Regions from separate parts of the Homo sapiens genome. Here region 1 is linked to region 2. The links are chromatin contacts, found by Hi-C or POLR2A ChIA-PET in ENCODE. All regions are on one chromosome and are shown on one strand. Each heading gives the region's core, a stretch centred on a gene start or an enhancer-like site at or near the end of the contact. The rest is flanking DNA. Distances are from core to core; before and after follow the strand shown.

Region 1 (7,515 bases), core at 1,818-4,317, 220 kb after region 2:
GCGTGAGCCACCGCGCCCGGCCCCAGAACCCCTTTAATATGAAAGTGATAGTGAATGCATATGGATCACATAGCAGGGTTCAGAGATGGTGCTGAGCCCCTTACATGCACAGTAGGAGGGATTGGGGGAAATGATAGATTTTCAAGATTTCTTAATATCCCAGAGTCACGCTGATGTCTGCAGCCCTGCCAGGAAGAGTCCACTTACTCCATGACCCCTCAGAATTTCACTCTGAGTAATCTAATGTCACTGCCTTGTTCCCTCCCCGGCTCCCCCCATTACAGAGTATCTTATGGGTGTTTCAGAGATTTCCACAACTGTTACTCTTTTAACACCAAGCCAGCTCGTGTCCCTCCTCTGCTCGGAACGAAGCTTCACAGGGCTCCTTCCTCACTCAGGGTAAACGCAGAAGTCTTCACCGTGGCCCACCCAGGCCCTAGGTGATCTGCCCCCGTTCCCACTGTGATGTCATCTTCCACCCTCTCGTCCTGGCTCCCTCTGCTGTCATCATGCTGGTCTCCCTGCAGTTCCTCGAAGAGGTGACCCGTCCCTAAGTCAGATCCTGTCCCCTGTCCGGCTGTCCAGTCCCAGGTCAGAGCATTCACATTGCCTGTTCCCTTTACCAAAAATACTCTTTTTGGCCAGGCACGGTTGCTCACGCCTGTAATCCCAGCACTTTGGGAAGCCAAGACAGGCGGATCTTTTGAGGTCAGGAGTTCGAGACCGGCCTGGCCAACATGATGAAACCCTGTCTCTACAAAAAAGTACACAAAATTAGCCAGGCATGGTGGCAGGCGCCTGTAGTCCCAGCTGCTCGGGAGGCTGAGGTGGGAGAATCCCTTGAACCCGGGAGGGGAGGTTGCAGTGAGCCAAGATGGAGACACTGCACTCCAGTCTGGATGACAGCGAGACTCTGTCTCAAAAAAACAAAACAAAACACAACAAAAAACTCTTTTCCAGGCATCCTCCCTATGGCTCACTCCCTCCCCTCCTTCAGGTCTCTGCTCAAATGTTACCTCCTCCAAAAGGCTTTCTTGACCATGCCAACAGCTCCCTCTCCTCACTCCCTACCCTCCTGTTTCTCTCCATAGCACCATCACCACCTGACATCCTGTGTTTGTTTATTGTTCATTCTTCTGCACTAAAACAGAATCTCAAAGCTTCTTATTGGTGCCGTTCCCCCAACACTTAAAACAATGCCTGGCACACAACGGTCAGTTATCTGTTGAATGAATGAACCGTAATTAAATCATTAAATGTGCAATTGTCATGGTGATATGGCTCTCCCATGGGGCTGTGAACCCTGTGAGGACAGGGCCTGGTTACTGCTGTGTCCCCAGCACCACTCGGCACAAGGCACACAACGGGTGCCCTTAGGAGTGTTTGTTGAATGAATGAGTGATGCCAAGTTAAGGTGTATGGACTTCCTCTTGGGGGCATCTGGGAAGGGTTTTTATCAGAGGAATGACAGAGTCCTTTCTGGGTCCTATATCCCTGCCACTTAAAATGTGACCAGGACATCCCCTGGAGCTCGTTAGAAATGCGATTCTAGAAACCCGGGAGCTTCTAAACCAGAATCTGCATTTTCACAAGCTCCACCAGGGGATTCATATGCATATTAAGGTTTGAGAAGCAGGGATGTAGAACACCCCAGGCTCCCTCTCAACTCTTGGACTTTGCATGTGCTGTTCCTTCTGCCTGGAGTATGCCCACCTGCTAATGCCTCCTCCAGGAAGCCTGCCCTGATCTCAACCTTATCATTACCTGTTTAATTCCCACCTTCTGCTCTTCACGAGTTCCACGCGGGGAGGGGCCCACTCTGTCTTGTTCCCGCTCTGCAGCCCTTCCTCCAGGACGCCCACCCCGATTCACCCTCAGTATTACTTGTTTAATGCCTGTCGACCCTCATACTTGGGAGTTCTTCTATGGCACCTACGTCTCCTCTGGGAAGCACGTCCAGACTCCCCCCGTACAACACACAGCCGATGACCGACCCTCACCCCGCTCTTCCCCCTCCCCACCCCGCCGCAGCGAGGGCACGCTGGTGTTCAAACCAGGCGAGACGCAGAAGGAGCTGCGCATCGGCATCATCGACGACGACATCTTCGAGGAGGACGAGCATTTCTTCGTGCGGCTGCTGAACCTGCGCGTGGGCGACGCGCAGGGCATGTTCGAGCCGGACGGCGGCGGGCGGCCCAAGGGGCGGCTGGTGGCGCCGCTGCTGGCCACCGTCACCATCCTGGACGACGACCACGCAGGCATCTTCTCCTTCCAGGACCGCCTGCTGCACGTGAGCGAGTGCATGGGCACCGTGGACGTGCGCGTCGTGCGCAGCTCGGGCGCGCGCGGCACCGTGCGCCTTCCCTACCGCACGGTGGACGGCACGGCGCGCGGCGGCGGCGTGCACTACGAGGACGCGTGCGGAGAGCTGGAGTTTGGCGACGACGAGACCATGTGAGCACGCCCGAGGCGGCCCGGAGAGGGGCGGGGCTTCGGAATGGGCGAGGCCTGATGTGGCTCAGGGGCGGGGCCTGGGTGAGCCATGCCCACATAGTGGGCGGGTCTTGGTTGGGCCTCGGGAGGGGAGGGGCCTGCGTGGCCGTGCCCGCAACGTGGGCGGGGCCTGTGACCCATGCCCACGACGTGGGCGGGGCTTCACTGAACAGCTGGGCCCTCAGGAGGAGAGGGGCCTGAGTGAATCGTTCTCCAAAGTGGGCTTGGCCTCGGGAGGGGCGGGGCCTAGGTGTGCTGTGTCTACCACGTGGGCGGGGCCTGGTGGGGTTGTGACTGTGAAATGAAGAGGCGAGGCCTAGAAGGGTGGCCGGACAGGTGAGAAGAGGGCCCCAAGGAGGAAGGGGGGACGAGGTGAGGAGAGATGGGACGGGGCCTGGGGAGAGCGGTGTGGGGCCTTAATTGGTAGCTCGTGGAGTGTGTGCTGAAGAGTACCCAGGGAGATGTGGGGAGAGGCTTGTGGAGATGAGACGCTGTCGGTGGCTGTGGAGAGGGGGCGGGTCCAGGGCGATAGGTGGGGTCTGGGTTTGGACATACGACATCAGGAAATGGGAAAATGGATGTGGGCTGCGGAAGAAGGCGGGGCCTAACAAGATGGGTGGGGCCTGGGCGCGCGGAGCTAGGGAAGGGGTGGGGCTTCTGGGTATGAGGAAGAACCTGGGGAAATAGCGGGGCACCTAACGCGAATCTGGGCGAGGATTTGGGAAAAGATGGTGCTGGAATCTGGGGGCCTGGGAAGGCAGGGCAGGGCCTGGGGAGACACTGGGGAGCCTGAGGGCTGGGATTTAGGAAAATGGGGTCTGGGGAGGTGGGCTGGCTGGATACACTCAGACACACACATGTAGACAGACGTTTACAGATTGGACACAAAGCCATTTATACGCACCACACACACATAGACACACACGGCAGGGCCAGGCGTGGTGGTCAACACCTGTAATCCCAGCGCTTTGGGAGGACGAAGCAGGAGGATCATTTGAGGCCAGGAGTTTGAGAGCAACCTGGGCAACATAGCAAGACTCCTACTCTAAAAATAATTTTTCTAATTAGTGGTGGCGCATGTCTGTAGTGCCAGCACTTTAGGAAACTGAGGCGGGAGGATGGCATGAGCCTTGGAGTTGGAGATCAGCCTCTACTCTGCTAAAAATTGTTTAAAATTAGCTGGGCATGGTGGTGTGCACTTGTAGTCCCAGCTACTTGGGAAGCCAAAGCAGGAAGATGGCTTGAGCCCACGAGTTAGGTGCTGTAGTGAGCTGTGATCACCCACTGCACTCCAGCCTGGGCGACACAGTGAGACCCTGTCTCAAAAAAAGAAAAAAAACACGCAGACACACATAAAATCACGGACACGTACACTAAATTATTAAGTCAGGGCTGTTCTCACGCCCAGATCCCTGGCCACCCCTTACACAGGTGACCGAGTGTCCCCCAATGTGTGCCTGAAGCCTCACATTCCCCCACCCCCCTGCCCAGGATGCAGGCAGCGCCTGCCCCTCCTCTGCCCGCTCTCTTCCGCCCCCGCATGCCCGTCTGTCTCCCTCCTCCGTGCCGCCCACGCGCCTCCTACTCAAGCGGAGTCCCCACCGCGCTCCCCCTCCCTCCTCCTCCCAGCCTCTGCGCTTCCGCCTCGGGCAGCACTCAGCTTCTCACTGCTCTCGCTGTCTCTCCGTCTCTCCCTCTGCATCTCTGCATCTCTCACTCCCTGGGCTGTCTCTCTCTGGGTCTCTGCGTCTCTGTTCATCTGCAGCTGTCTGTCCCCAGCACCTCGCTCTCTGACTCAGCTTATATTTCAGGCACACTCCACACCTTTCCTTCTCTCTCTCTGTCTGGCTTGGTCTCTGTCTGAGGGTTGTTGAGAACTTGGGTTGGGGGCTGCGAGAGGCACCATCCCAGACCCCTCTCTCACACCAAGAGATGGGGGAATGGAGAGTTTTCTTTCTGCTTTTTCCGGTCCTTCTTATAGTCCAACCTGCTTCCCTCCTGCTGCTGCAACCTTACGGCCCTGTCCTCCCCCACATGGCTTCCCCAGGCTGGGACACCCTCTGTCCCCCACCCCCACAAGCTCCCAGCTGTGGCTTCAGAAGACAGAGAACAGGAGGCTAATTAGTGTTTAGGGAAACTCTTCCTTCCTCTGATGGGCAGGCACTAATTAGAGGCGCTTTGAAGCAGCTGGGCTGGAGATGGAGGAGAGACACCCAGAGATGGGGTGGCAGGGAGAGCATGAGAGACAGAGACAGAGACACAGAGATAGACACAGGGAGAGCTGAAGACAGAATAACAGAACTGGAGAGAGAAACAGAGACAGAACAGAGAGACAGAGACACAGAAAGACAGGAACTTAGAGGTCGGGCACGGTGGCTCATGCCTGTAATCTCAGCACTTTGGGAGGCCAACACGGGTGGATCATCTGAGGTCAGGAGTTCGAGACCAGCCTGACCAATATGATGAAACCCCGTCTCTACTAAAAATACAAAAATTAGCCAGGCCTGGTGGCATGCACCTGTAATCCCAGCTACTCGGGAGGCTGAGACAGGAGAATCGCTTGAACCCAGCAGGCGAAGGTTGCTGTGAGCCGAGGTCACGCCATTGCACTCTGGCCTGGGCAACAAGAGCGAAACTCCATCTCCCACCCACCCCACCCCCGAAAAAAAGGAAGAGACACAGAGACAGAGATGCTTTGAGGGAGGGAGAGAGGTGGATATTGAAAGCTGAGATGGAGGGAGACTGAAAGGCAGAGAGATGGAGACGCGATAAAGACATTCATGGAGGAGAGAGACTGACCCAGGGAAGGAGAGGTTCTCACGATGCTGCAGAGAGAAAAGGGAGTTTGGGTCAGTGAGAGACAGGATGAGGAGACTGGGTCTGAGATCAGAGACTGGCAGGGGAGAAGGGCAGGAGAGTGGAGTTTTCAGGAAACAAGGGGGCAGGCTGGGGAGGAAATCTGCTTCCTTTGATCTCAGGAAGTCCTGTCTTGGTCTAGCTCGAGTCCCTCTTGCTGTTTCCTGCGCGTTGGGTTTCTCCTGCATTTGGGTCCCCTGAGGGTGCGCCTGCCAGGCGCAGTTGACGTGCCTGTCACTGCACGTCAGTCACTGTGTGTCAGCGGATCGCAGCATGTCTGCGAGAGTGAGCGACAGAGGTGTGTGTGTCACCCTGTCAGCATGTCACTGTGTCGGCAGCTGTCTGTGTGTGTCAGGGTGTGTGAGGAGCATGTCTCGGGAGACCCTCCCTCCTCGCCGGCCCCAGCATTTCAGCACCGCGGACAGCTCACAGCCCACGCCGAGGTCGGGGGCGGCCCTTTCTTTCCACCCACAGAAAATTGAAAATATCCTGAAACCAGGAGGGTGGAGGTGGGCGGATGTCCCCACATGGCCGTCTTGTGTGCGCCTGTCCTTGCGCGGGTGTCGCTGTGTCTTGTGCGTGTTTGTGTGTTGAGATGCGTCTTTTGAATGACTGCCTGATTGAAACTCTTCTGCTTGAAGTGTGTTGACTTTTGTTACTCCATTCTTTAGACTCTGAAAGACAGAGACAGGGAGAGAAGAATCCAGATAAAGAAGGGCGGGCCAGGTGCTGTGGCTCACACCTGTAACCCCAGCACTGGGGAGGCCAAGGTGGGAGGATCACTTGAGGCCAGGAATTCAAGACCAGCCTGGGCAACATAGTGAGATCCTGTCTCTATAAAAAATTTAAAAGTAGCCAGGTGTGGTGGCACACGCTTATATTTCCAGCTACTTAGGAGGCTGAGGTGGGAGGATTGCTTGAGCCCTGGAGATCAAGGCTGCAGTGAGCCATGATTATGCCACTGCACTCCAGCCTGGGCAACAGAGCGAGACTTTGTTTCAAAAAAAGGGAGAGCAGAGAGATGAGAAGAGACTGAGACAGAGAACGGAGAGAGTCAGAGTCAGAGAGAGAGACTGCTGGAGAGTCAGAGAGACAGAGTCAGAGATGGAGAGATAGACCCAGAGAAGCTGAGAGAGGCAGAGAGAGAAAAGAAGATGGAAAATGTAGGGACAGAGATGCAGAGAGGCACTGAAGGAAGTAAACAGAGACACCAAGAGGCGTCAGGAGTTAGATATAAGGTAGGAGCGTCTACGTGGTACCACAGTGAGGGGCTGCAGGGTGGCGATGTCGCCAAGGCTGTGGTGGGGGAGTCGTGCTAACTGACGGGCATCTGGTCCATGCAGTCTTGCCACTGCAGTGGGAATGGCTGTAGGGTGTGATGGCGTGTGGGTGTGGGCGGTGTGATCGGCTGTGCTTCCTCGATTGGGTGACTGTGTGGGCTGGGTGTTTGTGTTTTTGGGTTCTGGGGCCAGGCCTTGTGGGACTACATGGTTCCTACAGCCTAAAGAGTTGCCAGTGGCAAAGCTGTGGGCATTCTGGGTTTGTGGGTCTTTGGGGTCGAGGGGTGTGGATTATGTGCCTGAAGGTGACAGGTAACTTCTGGCTGTTTCCTGCCACCCCCTGGTTACCATAGGAGCAGAGATGCTGAGAAAATCAGTTAGCATCAGCACTTGGTTAACTCTCCAGATCTGGTTGGGACAGAGAGCAGGAAGCTGAGGGTTTTCTGTGCTGAAGGATTGGAGTTAGCAAAATATGCATGGAGGGTGTGCTCTATGCCAGGGACTGTTCTGGGTGTTGGAGATAAAACAAAAAACATAAATGAACTTACCTGGGGGAACTTAAATTTAAAGATGGGGAAGCAAATGGTAAATGACGAACAATAAACTAAATAAATGTTAGAGGGTGTTAGAAGGTGATATTTAAAGAAGACAGGCCAGGTGCCATGGCTCACATCTGTAATCCCAGCACTTTGGGAGGCCAAGATGGGAGGATCACTTGAGGGCAGGAGTTCAAGACCAGCCTGGGCAATGTGGTGAGACCCCATCTCTACAAAAAATAAAAAATTAACTGAGCATGGTAGTGTATACCTGTAGTCCCAGCTACATGAGAGGCTGAGGCAGGAGGATCGCTTGATCCCAGGACTTTGAGGCTGCATTGAGCTATGAT
Region 2 (7,298 bases), core at 687-3,186:
ATTGGGCGAGGGGCTGGGGTTACTGCCTGTGCATGCTCACAGCAGGAATCAAGTGCACCTTGACTGATTCTGAGGCTCCCATCCCTGGGCTGCCACTTCCCGTTCCCAGCCGTGTACCCTAAGACAAGTTACTTATCCCCTCTGTGCCTCCGTTTGGGGAGGATAACACTACGTCCTCCATGGGACTGTTACATAGGAACACCTCTAATCCATGCCCTAAAGTACTTTGTAAGCAGTGTGTACGCTAGTTGTGATCATTTTAATTGCCACTGTTGATGCTATCTAATGGGGCGACTCCCAGAGCTTTTGGGCCACAGCCCAGTGAGGCTGGACAGAAGTCCCCGGCCCCACTTTGGTGCTGTTTGCCGCACATGGCCTGTGTGTGTATCTGGAAGGGTTAACAGATCTCCTGCTTCAGCCAGGTACCAGGGTTCTTTGAATCCTTCCAAACACCCTGGTATTACCCCCATTTTCCAGATGAGATAAACGCAATGGAAAACAGCAGTTTTGGGGGCGCTGCGGCACCTGCACTGTGTGCACCCTCACCAGGCCAGCTAGGTGTCTTGCTGCTCTCAACCCAGAAGGCAGGGGAAGCCTTTCAAGACACACATGAAGATTAAAAAAAAACAAAACAACCAGCCAGACATGGTGTTGCACACCGGTAATCCCAGCTACTCAGGAGACTGAGGCAGGAGAATTGCTTGAACCCAGGAGTTCGAGGCTGCAGTGAGCTGTGATCGTGCCACTGCACTCCAGCCTGGGCAAGACAGCGAGACCCCATCCCAAAAAAAACAAAACCAAAACTTTAACATCAAATATCATATATCCGTCTGATGGTTTGGTTGTTTACTGTGTGTCTCCTCTACCGAAATGTCCCCCAGGACAGGAACTTTTGCTTGTTTTGTCCTCTGCAAGATCCCTGGGGCTGGCACATTATGTGGCATACAGTAGGAGCTCAATAAATATCTGTGGGATGAATGAATGAATTTGCAGAGGAAATTAAACAAATCCTTTCATTTATTCAAGAGGCAACCTGCTGAAATGTACATTTAGTAGGCACCTACTGTGTGTCTGGTGGGGGGTGCTGAGGACAGCAAAAGGGCAGAGGCAGACCCCATCCCTGGCTTGGGGAGCACAGCTGGTGGTTCTCAGCCAGGGAGGGTGCTGGAGACCTCTCCCCTACCCCCCACACTCAGAAACTTTTGAAACAGTGACTGAGGTTGCAGAGTGGGGGGGCGGGGGGGTGGGGGTTGAAAACTAGTATGCAGGGTTGCGGACCCAAAATTGTCACCAGCACCCTGGAGACAAGCCCTGGTGTGGCACACTGGCTTTTTAACCATCTGTCCGCTGCCCCCCACCCAGTGGGCCTGCTCCTACGGAAAGATTCTCCTTCCATGAGATGGAGTGGGCGCACTGTGTCTGTTCAGAGCAGAAGCTTCAAGAGCCATCACATAGTTCCCCTGAGTTCCAGAACAGGGCGGACATGTGGCCAGAGCCACAGCCAACCCCCCACGGGCACACACACGAGCGAGAAGCCAGCCTCTGCCACCACGGACCACTGCGACCCGGGCCCACTCGTCACTGTGGCATCACACAGCCGAAGCTGCCTGGCACACCCTGAAGAGCCCGCATTGCCTGAGTGCTTCCGGGTACCAGCCCCTGTGCTTACTCCATACCCACCGATCCCTCCCCATCCCCACGGAAGCACTGCTGATGCACATCTTACAGGAAAAGGAGACTCGGAGGTGGTCAGGACACTTGCCCCAGATCGCACCATGGGACCAGAATTTGAACTCAGACCCTGTGATTCTGAAGACCTCACTCTTCACCACCACACTATAAAAAGCAGGAAAGGCCGGGCCTGAAAACCACAACCAGCTCCAGAGAACAGCCATGACGCAACAATGACACAGTGTCCTTCCAGAAAATTGTGTGAATTCCTCCTCCACTTGTAATGCAATCGGAGTTTTGCGCTGTCATCAGGAGCTGTGCAGAAGCCAGGCTGCTAGCAGGATACGGAATTAAAAGGGCCAGCTAAGCTCCACAAACAGGCGAATTTTAATTTCCCAATATAAATTGGAGTAACCTCAGGTTGCCTGCCAGTAATACAAAGTCTCCAGAACGATATCATTTGCTGATAAGAAGTGCAAATGATGTGGCAAAGTCTATCTGTTGCTTTTCAAAACACCATTTCCCCACCTCTCCTCCTCCGCTCGCAGAAGCCTGACTCTGTGCAGGGTTAACACTTGCCAACGCTAAGATGTAAACAAAGACTGTTCTAGGCCAGTCTTTCTCAAACTATGGGTCATGCCTTTGAAGGTTGTGAAATCAAATTAGCAGGTTGTGACCAGGAACTGCTTTAAATAATTAAAATGCATGGAATGGAATGGAATGGAAGACATTAACGTGTATCATACATGGTAAGAGTGAGTATTTGAGAAATTGGTTTCAATAATGTGTGTGTGTGTGTGTGTGTGTACTGCGACACAAAGAAACATATTTTGGACTGTGAGTTGTGGTCAAAATAGCCTTAAAATAATTGAACTAAGCCAGAGGCATTCCTATCTCCTTTATCAGACACTCACTTTCCCAGCCTTTCTTGCAGTTAGAGTAACCACAGTTGTGCAAATAGTAAAAACTGAAGTGTACAGACAGGTTCTGCTCAGTGAGACTTTCAGGGAAAGTTTTCCTTCCAGAATACAAAGACAGAGTTTCTCCAGAAAGACAGTCTTTTGCTCCTGCTTCCAGTTTTGAATACAGTTGAGATGACTAGAGCTGTGGCAGCCATTTTGCAACCACGGGACAACAAACCTGAGGCTGAAAAGCCCACCAGCAGAGGATGGTTGATGGGAGCTGACAAAAAGACCGTGTTCTTTTTTTTCTTTTGAGACGGAGTCTCGCTCTGTCACCCAGGCTGGAGTGCAGTGGCGCAATCTTGACTCACTGCAACCTCCGCCTCCCAGGTTCAAGTGACTCCTGCCTCAGCCTCCTGAGTAGCTGGGATTAGAGGCACGTGCCACCACACCCGGCTAATTTTTGTATTTTTAGTAGAGACAGGGTTCACCACGTTAGCCAGGCTGGTCTTGAACTCCTGACCTCTAGTGATCCACCCGCCTCAGCCTCCCAAAGTGCTGGGATTTCAGGCGTGAGCCATCGCGCCGGCCTGACTGTACTCTTCATAACTCTTCATGGGCTGCCCGCCTCCAAACTTGTTAATCCTTATGGTTTAAGCCACTATGTGGTTTCCCATTATTTGCAGACAAATACAACCTGACGCAAAAAGAGCTCCCATTTCTGGATTTTCTTTGCAACCCATGGCAAGGCCTCTCACATGGGTCAAGGGCTGTTCTTTGTGGGTCACTGATTAAGAAGAGAGGTCAAACAAAATGTGAGAGGGCTGGTGGAAAGGGGATCTGAAACAAAGGCCACTGTGGTTGATTGCAAAGTGGCCAGAAATTCTCCTCCCTCGTCCCACACTCTTTGCAGCTCCTCCTATTAAGAAGTGGGGTCTATGACTTCAGCCCTTGACCCTGGGCTGGCTTCTTGACTTGCTTTGGCCAACAGAATGTGGTGAAAGTGATGGTGTGTGATTCTTTTTTTGAGATGGAGTCTTGCTCTTGTTGCCCAGGCTGGAGTGCAGTGGCATGATCTCGGCTCACTGCAACCTCCACCTCCCGGGTTCAAGCGATTCTCCTGCCTCAGCCTCCTGAGTAGCTGGGATTACAGGTGCGTGCCACCACACCCGGCTAATTTTTGTATTTTTAGTAGAGACGGGGTTTCACCATGTTGGTCAGGCTGGTCTTGAACTGACCTCGTGATCTGCCCGCCTCGGCCTCCCAAAGTGCTGGGATTACAGGCATGAGCCAAGGAGCCTGGCCGATGGTGTGTGATTCTGAGCCTGGCACACTTCCAGTCTTTGCCCAGCTGCCAGGTGAAGAAGCCCAGGCTGGCCTGCAAGAGGATGAGAGCCACGTGCCCATCACCCCATCACCCCAGCTAACAGCCAGCCAAGCCCTAGACGCAGTCACCAGCTGTCCAACAGCTGACTACAGACACCCAGCCCAGGCCAGAAGCACCTAGCTACGCCCAGTCCAAATTCTAACCGTTGGGATCATGGTTTTCTTTTTTCTGTTTATTATTATTTTGATTTTCTGAGACAGGGTCTCGCTCTGTTGGCCAGGATGGACTGCAGTGGTGTAATCACAGCTCACTGCAGCCTTGACTTCCTGGGCTCCAGGGATCCTCCCACCTTAGTTTCCTGAAGAGCTGGGACTATAGGCGCACGCCACCACACCTGGTTAATTCTTTGCAGAGACGGGGTCCCACTATGTTGCCCAGGCAGGTCTCAAATGCCTGGGCTCAAGCGATCCTCCCATCTTGACCTCCCAAAGTGCTGGGATTACAGACATGAGCCACTGTGCCCAGCCAGGGCTGTGTGTTATGTAGTGACAGCTCACTGATACAGCTCTCTCTGGGGACTTAGGAACCAAGTTTGACCCCACATCTGACTCATCCAAGTTTTATCCATCCCACCTCCCATATCTCTCCAGTCAGTGCCCTCCTGTCCATGACCACTATTCTGGCCCAAATGTAGTAAATGTATTTTCTCATCACCAAGCCTGGGTTCACATTTGGCTTATTGACATCTGGCTGCTCCTGCCATTAAAATACTCAAAAGCTGACCTACCGATTGGTAAATAAATGCTGCCCAAGCAGCCTCAGCTCCTCCTATATGCCTGCCCCACACTGGACACCGAGATGCCATGTGTAAACGACCATAGAAAGCCCTCCTCCCCGGCCCGGCTCCCTCTGGCCTCTGCTCCTCCCCGCGAACCCCCTTCCTCGCTGGCCACCGACTGGACCTGCCCCAACTACGAGTCCAACCTCTGCCTGGGCCACGTGGCTATGAGCCCTGGTGTTTGGGAGTCTGGGCATTTGATGGGTCAGATTCTGTCCCATGAGCCCTTGGCTACGGCCACCTCTGACTTCATCATCTTCGTCACCCCAGCCAAGGTTGCTGAATGCTTACTAAGTACTTCGTCTTTTTTTTTTTTTTTTGAGACGGAGTCTCGCTCAGTCACCCAGGCTGGTGTGCAGTGGCGTGATTTCAGCTCACTGCAACCTCTGCCTCCCGGGTTCACGCCATTCTCCAGCCTCAGCCTCCTGAGTAGCTGGCACTACAGGCGCCACAACCACGCCCAGCTAATTTTTTGTTTTTGTATTTTTAGTAGAGACGGGGTTTCACTGTGTTAGCCAGGATAGTCTCAATCTCTTGACCTCGTGATCTGCCCGCGTCAGCCTCCCAAAGTGCTGGGATTAGAGGCGTGAGCCACCACGCCCGGCAAAGTGCTTCATCTTATCATTTCATTCTCACAGCAACACTATAAGGCAGATGCCATTATCCTCATGCCCATTACACAAATGAGGAGACTGAGGCCAAAAAGGGTTGGGTACTTGCCCAAGGTCACCCAAGAGCCAGGATTTGAACCCAGCTGAGACTCCTAAGCCCGTGGGAACTACATGATGATGCCAGCCTGGCCATCTCTCCCTCCACCCCCCACAGCAGGGGTGTACTACAACAGGTTCCCCACCTCTGCCACTCACCCGGCCAGGTCCTCTATCCCTTTAGTTGTCCTGAAATGCCTCGAATGAGTCATTCCCGTGAACCTTGGTCAGACAGACAAATGAGGTGATGTGTTCACCTGGTACGTGGACTTAACATGCTATGACGCCTAGAAGTTAAGCTCTTAGGATGTATTTCCAAGGCCTTTGTAGTGAGTTGAATGGTGGCTCCCACCACAAAAAATATGTAAACATCCCAGAACCTGTGGATGTGGCCATCCTTATTTGGAAAAAAGGGTCTTTGTAGACATAATTAGATTAACAATGTTGAGATGAGACTGTCCTGGATTATCTGGGTAGGCTCAAAATCCTATGATAAATGTCCTCTTAACAGCAAAGGAGAAGTCACAGAAGAACAGAAGGCCATGTGAAGAAGGAGGCAAAGCTTAATGTCACGTGGCTACGAGCCAAGGACCACCTAGAGCTCCGGGGGCTGGACCAGGCGAAGAAGGCTCTAGGCTCTTCCCTAGAGCCTCCTGAGGGAGCACAGCTCTGACAACCCCAGTGGCCCTGCTAACACCCTCATTTTGGACTTAGGGCCTCTGGAACTATACGAGAATAGTTTTCTGTTTTAAGATCCTGCATCTGTGGTATTTGTTACAGCGACAATGGGAAACTAATGTACATGTAAGTTTCTAAGACAGAGACGCATACAATACGTACAGAGTATAGAAGATATATATGTAGCCTGGGCAACACAGTGAGACCCCATCTCTACAAAAAATTTTACAAATTAGCCAGGTATGCTAGTGTGCACCTGTGGTCCCAGCTACTTGGGAAGCTGAGGTGTGAGGATTGCTTGAGCCTGGGAGGCTAAGGCTGTGGTGAGCCAAGATCATGCCACTGCACCACAGCCTGGGTGACAGAGGGAGACCCTGTCTCAAAAAAGAAAAAGAAAGAGAGAAGAGAAGAGAACGTGTGTGTGTGTGTGTGTGTGTGTGTGTGTGTGTGTGTGTGTGTGTGTATGCACCACCATGTACAGCTGCACAGGTTGTTCACTGCACAAAGGAATCCAGACAAAGGGGCAAGTGGGGCATCAAATCCAGTCCAGGTTCTGCTCACACCTATGAGCCCCAGAGAAGGGTGGCATCCACATGGAGAAAGGAGTCCCCTTTCCCAATTCATACAAAGGACACACCACAGAGTCATGCCCTCTCGGACAAAGCACCATTTTCAATTGCATGAAAAAGCCCCGTAAGAGCTGGCTGGGCCCTGGATATGTAGCCGCTTGCATGATGTGTCTATTTTAAAGCTAGAAAAGGAAAACAGGGAAAAAAATGTTGATTCTTCACCCACCTCCACCCCTGTTGGGAAAGACAGAGAAAGAGCAATTTGAAGAGCAATTAAAATCTACACCATCTTTATTTTTAGTGACCTTTAGATCTCTAAAATCATTGAATTAGTTTAACCAAATAAAGTGGGCCCCATAAAGCTTAGATTGCTCATAAAGCGACTGATGTCTGGCTCTTAAAAGCCTATTTTATACAGGTAGTTACAAACTAGAAATGTTTTATGCATCTTCTCTTTTCCCTTTTCACCATTCGACGCTGTTCTAAATACAGCTATAAAGCTGCAGTCTTGCCAAGAAAACCAGGTATCTCAAAAGGGTTTGGATTTTTCTCAATGCTGGCTTATGAGAAACAGGAAAAACCCTGGGAGAGGGTAAAGTACAGGCA

The links. Hi-C counts contacts between places; a loop is a spot of excess contacts on that map. ChIA-PET counts read pairs that join two places held with the same protein, here RNA polymerase II (POLR2A).
Region 1: a map of endothelial cell of hepatic sinusoid shows a loop between it and region 2 (6-fold over the local background). The contact joins two enhancer-like sites. A Hi-C loop is called at or near these places in 3 of 168 maps with a recorded cell type or tissue (astrocyte of the cerebellum, endothelial cell of hepatic sinusoid and vagina). POLR2A ChIA-PET finds 5 or more read pairs at or near these places in 3 of 52 experiments (A549, H1 and activated T-cell).

What each region holds. Positions count from the first base shown.
Region 1 is chr19:47,442,748-47,450,262 of GRCh38, reverse strand. It overlaps SLC8A2 (solute carrier family 8 member A2), which reads left to right. Exons shown (of 10, transcript NM_015063.3): 4 at 2,032-2,454. Among named protein-coding and RNA genes, the nearest start is that of SLC8A2, 25 kb to the left of the region's middle. RefSeq lists silencers at 2,727-2,796, 4,003-4,052 and an enhancer at 2,691-3,616. Within about 2 kb of position 3,067, at least 2 of the 41 ENCODE cell types and tissues checked have a DNase peak (open chromatin) inside an H3K27ac peak, as active enhancers do.
Region 2 is chr19:47,658,974-47,666,271 of GRCh38, reverse strand. The region is part of intron 1 of BICRA (BRD4 interacting chromatin remodeling complex associated protein); the gene reads right to left. Among named protein-coding and RNA genes, the nearest start is that of EHD2, 51 kb to the left of the region's middle. RefSeq lists enhancers at 4,419-4,918, 4,919-5,420. Within about 2 kb of position 1,936, at least 26 of the 41 ENCODE cell types and tissues checked have a DNase peak (open chromatin) inside an H3K27ac peak, as active enhancers do.